Linked DNA regions of Homo sapiens: region 1 is linked to region 2. Evidence: chromatin loops called from intact Hi-C (ENCODE). Cell type or tissue: endothelial cell of umbilical vein. All regions are shown on one strand. Region 1 has its middle 210 kb from the start of RAD51AP2. Region 2 overlaps CYRIA (CYFIP related Rac1 interactor A).

The links. Hi-C counts contacts between places; a loop is a spot of excess contacts. Peaks named below come from ENCODE experiments on the same cell type or tissue, not always from the same donor. Only the 100,000 strongest peaks of a DNase experiment are listed, where the experiment ranks them.
Region 1: it touches region 2 in a loop (5-fold over the local background); 5 of 110 quality-filtered maps call a loop at or near these places.

What each region holds. Positions count from the first base shown.
Region 1 is chr2:17,308,874-17,311,373 of GRCh38, forward strand. No RefSeq gene overlaps it. Among named protein-coding and RNA genes, the nearest start is that of RAD51AP2, 210 kb to the right of the region's middle. In endothelial cell of umbilical vein, a CTCF peak has its summit at 1,071 (motif pointing left); no DNase peak of the experiment used is centred here.
Region 2 is chr2:16,608,091-16,610,590 of GRCh38, forward strand. All of the region lies in intron 2 of CYRIA (CYFIP related Rac1 interactor A), which reads right to left. Among named protein-coding and RNA genes, the nearest start is that of CYRIA, 56 kb to the right of the region's middle. RefSeq lists enhancers at 389-890, 891-1,390 and a silencer at 951-1,370. In endothelial cell of umbilical vein, CTCF peaks have their summits at 665 and 1,152 (motif pointing left); a DNase peak (open chromatin) is centred at 901; H3K4me3 peaks cover 340 bases; H3K27ac peaks cover 527 bases.

The DNA of each region.
Region 1 (2,500 bases), 700 kb after region 2:
TGGTCAAGGAATAGACACTCAGCTGGAAGGATGTCAGTGGGATAGAATTAAGGCAAGACACTCAACCGTAACTTGGCTTTTTACTTCTCCATGAAGGATGATCTCAGTTCCTTCATTCAATAAACAGTCTTCATGCATTTGTGCAAGCTACTATATTAGATGTTCAAAGAAACACACAATATCTGCACTTCAAAAGACTTACAGTCCAAGGAAGGAAACTAAAACTGAGTGAAGACCAGGCCCCAGATGGAAAGGAAGTCATGTGAGAGTACAGGGTCACTGTGAGGGATTCATGTGCACAGGTCCAGTCAAATCCCCCAGCCCCAAAGTGTGGGACAGGCCTACTGCTCCTATCTCTAAGGCACAGAAGGGGAGGAGAGAGATGCCAGAGACTGGAAATGAGCAAATGCAATCATGAAAAGAAAAAAATATATGCCTTAGCAACTGAAGACCCAGAGCTTGATATTTTTAGACTCTGGCCAGCTGGCAGGGCCAGCCAGGCTAACAGGCTCTGAGGCTGCCTCTTGGCTGCATTCTGCTTCTCTCTTCTTCCTTCCTCCCTTTCATAGATTCCTGGGAAAATAATTTTCACTCTTTCTTGTGAGGCAACAAGACACTGCCGGAATAACAAAGGCTTGGCAGTCAGATTCTCCTTCCTTCGCTTGCTATTTGTATGACTTTGAGCAAACTGCCCAACCTTCCTGAAACTCAGTTTCCTCATCTACAAAATAAGAATAAAATTTTTGCCCTCACAAATTTGTTGTGATAGTCATTGAGAGATATGTTTAGTATTTAGTTCAGTTTGGCAAATGGTAGCTGATCAATAAATTTATTAATTATGATTACTGTTATTCTTTTGCCCTCAGGCACACGCATACTTCTCTTACCACCTGCTTCTAGTCTTGCCCCTCCCTATTTGACTAGGAGTTCACACAAACATGTTTTTCTTAGCAGCTATAGCATCTCTCAGCCACCAACCCGACCGTCAGGTGGGAACTGCGGATACAGCTTTCCCAGCCTGAAGACCTTTGTACTCCACTCCTCTTGTACACTGCCCTCTGCTGACCACATACAGTTGATGCAATTGACCTTTCAGATCTTAGACGTGTCAGAATATAGGAGAGACCTTTGCCCCTGACCAACATTTAGAATTAGCTGCTAATAAACAAATCAGTTATAGTCATATAGAAAATAAGGGGACAATCACCAAAAGCTAAAACCGACTCATTTAGAAAATATTCCCTGCTAAACTAATATCATTCTTCATAATGATACCATTATAAGTCTAATTATTAGAAAATACATTAAATAGAACTGCCATAAGCACTTACCAAATGTTTCCTAATAATACTGTGGAAGTGATGTAGCACTATTAGCTGAAATAAAAAGCAGACAGGAGGCTCTATGGCATGGTTGGATAATCACCATAGAACTTAAGTGAATGAATTTTGAAAATTGTACAAAGGCTTCATCAACGGCCCTATCCCCATCAACATCTTTATAAATGACATGAATGAAAATATAGGCATTTTATCATATTTTCCAATGAGACAATATTAAACAGAATGGTTTATGTGATACAAAGAATCCATCTTCCAAATAATCTCATGAAATTCAATTTAATAAATAGCTATTGAGTTACTTCTGTGTTCAAAGCACTATAATATTGTTCTAGGCACTAAAGATAGGCTGACCAAAAATAAAATGGCTATCCTTATAGAGTCAATGTATTATGAAACCTGAAAATTCAGATTTTAATTTTGAAACAACTGCATTAAAACATTCGAAACCAACTCATTTTTCTAAATGGCATATACAAAACAGAAACAGAACTAATAAGAAAGAGATAGATAGATAGATAGATAGACAGACAGACAGACAGACAGACAGACAGACAGACAGATAGATAGATAGATAGATAGATAGATAATTATAGGAATTGGCTCACAAGGTTATAGAGACTGAGAAGTCCCACAATCTGCTGTTTGCAAGCTGGAGAACCAGGAAAACCACTAGTATAATTCAGTCCTAGTCCAAAGGCCTGACAGTCCTTGAACAAAGACCCCATCAATCAACAAACCTATTCCACCCAACGCCTTTATAAATGACATGAATGAAAATAGAAGACATTTTTACCATATTTTCCAATGACACAATATTAGGCAGAATGGCTCATGTGATACACTGAATCCTCTATCTATATCTTATTGGTTCTGTTCCCATTTTGTATAAAAATCTGAATTTTCAGGTTCCACAAGACATTGACTCTATAAAAGTAGAGTTCCTTTTTGCCAGGGGCTTCAATATTTGAAGTCAGAAAAAGGATATCCCAGCTCAAACAGAGAAACCAAATTCACCCTTCCTCTACCTTTTGTCCTATGTAGGTTTCAACTGATTGGATGAGGCCTGCCCATATTAGAGAGGACTCTCTATTCAAGTCACCAATTCTAATGCTAATCTCTTCTGGAAACACTGTCGCAGACACACACAGAGATAGTTT
Region 2 (2,500 bases):
CCGCCCAACCACCAAGCAGGGTCCCACACATCGCATTATTCATTTATGGCCACTGAGATGGATGGGAAGGACTGGATAAGTAGTCACTACCCAGCAACAACAACAAAGACATCACCCACACAGACTGAGCAGAGAAAACAGTCATTGGTGAGAGAAACGGGTCTGAGAAAAATAAGCATTTCCCCAAATATAAACACTTTTGGGTGATTAGCCCTTTTGTTTTAGGACCAGAGACTACTTTGAAAATCTAATGAAAACTGGCTTTCTCAGAAAAATGCACACATGCAGACTGATACACTTTCAGGAGGTAAAATAAATACACGGAAGCCCAGAAACGAGGGAATCCCTCATCTATTTTAAGATCGCAAATTTCAGTTTATAGATGGCCAAGTGGAATGAGGACGGCGTTTTGTAGTGTGGACCACGGACTAAGCTACTCTAAAAAGGAAAGGGAATCATTTCATGGAAACAGCATGAGCTTTGGAGACGTTGGGAGAGTCATTGGACTCTTTTGAATCTGAGTTTCCCTTGTTAGTAAAATGCAAATCAAAATATTCCCTTTTTAGTATTGTTACTAAGTAAGTAAGATAATGCAGGTAGAAGTTCTTAGTGTAGCATCTGGCATGCAGTAGGTCCTAACAAATAAGTATCTGCGCCCCCTGCCTTGCATTTCAAAAATTGCAACCACAGCGCAAACAAGTCATTGCCCTTTTAGCAATAAATCCTGCACTGTTGCTTTGGAGCTGGAGAAGAAAGCCGACTCAGACCACCACGTCAGTGAAGAGGTGAAGCTGGGTCCTGAACTGCTGCTGCGATGGGATCATTCACATGGCTATTAATCATACAAGAGCCCATTTATGACAAACGCAGGTCACTCCCTTTGCATGACAAGGCACATGGGTCCACAGAGCCCCATTATCCAAAAAAAAACACAGAGCATTGTGGGCGATGCAGGCGAAGGCGAGTGCACACACACAAGCGGACATTGTAAGGCTGTTTGCACAACCCCGCCGTGCTCCTCGCGGATTTCCTGCCAAGGAGACATTTAGATCTCACAGAGGCGGCTGCAGACATTTGCTCATTCAACATGGCTTCAGGCAGTGGCTGCGGAAACCCGGTGCATGGTACCCTCTGCTGGTCATCTCTGGAACTGCGGGCCAGGGATACCGGGGATAAAGCACACAAGGGGGACCCCTGGGGCCCCAGGCTCTTCTCTCCCTCCCTTGTCTAAAGAGTACAGTACAATAGGCATGAGCTTTTTTGTCTGAAAAGTCTGACATTAAATATCAACATCTCAATTGTAACATGGATTAGCCAGAAGACCCTGGGCATGTCATCTCACCCCTCCTCAGACCTCAGCTTCTAGCTGGAGACCACATGTTTCTACCACGGGACCCTTGCACTTGCTAGTCCTTCTGCCTGGAATGTTTTTCCACAATCTGCATAGATTTTCTTTGTATATTCATTCGGGATTTATTTTTCAGTGGAGTTCAACCTAACAGTTTTGTCCAAAATACTATTTTACTCCCACTCCCCAGTAACTCTGCTTTTCTTTTAAGTATATATCATCATTTATTTATGTGCCCTCAACTCCTAGAATAGGGCCTGACACATAGAAGGAATGCCATACATATATGTGGAATAAATAAGGACATCTTCCATGACTCCCCTGTCACTTCTCCTCCTAAAACAAAACGTATGCTTCTTCCTCCATATTACAGGGGAAAAGAGGTTCTCAGATCAACCTGATATTTTATTCACACACTCTTACTGGTCAGAGAATCTACTACTGTGTAGTATCCAGAACGGTTTCCAGGCCTCTGAGTGTGGTCTGCCCAGAAGGACTGCATCTCGCTTCCATCTGGACACTAAACCTCTACTGAGGTAACCCAAGATGGTACTCAGGGATTTTGGCAGACAGAGCATATTGCCAATATGTACTGATTTACAGCCAACAAAAAATGCAATTGAGTACTTACTGCTTACTTAGTAAGATGAATAATAATAATAACTTCCACAGACTGTGCATATATTCTGTGCTAGGCATTGTGCTAAATACATATAGTGTCATCTTTAATGCCAAAAGCAAACTCAAGATTCTGTGCTACTACCATCTCCCTTTTAGAAACGAGAACACTGAAGCAAGTGAGTAACTTGCCTAGGGTAACTCAGTTAATCACCAGCAGAACTGGAATTTAAACACAGCCCATCATACCAGAAAACTCACAGTCTAAGCCACTATGTTATTTTGTCGAATACTCCTGCACTATTATTAGATGTTTTTGGGAAACAGAAAATGGCTTAAGACATGGCCTGTGGCCTCTGGTCAGGGCAAGAGGGCTGTGGAAACTCATAGCAAATTGTGTCTCATTTCTAATTAACTTATTAGCACATGGTTTGGCATTAGGTTGCCTGAATACATTTTTGTGAATTGTTGACATTCTCATTGTATAAAATCCTAGAATGCTGGAACAGGGAGAAGTGTCCCTGATCCAGCCCA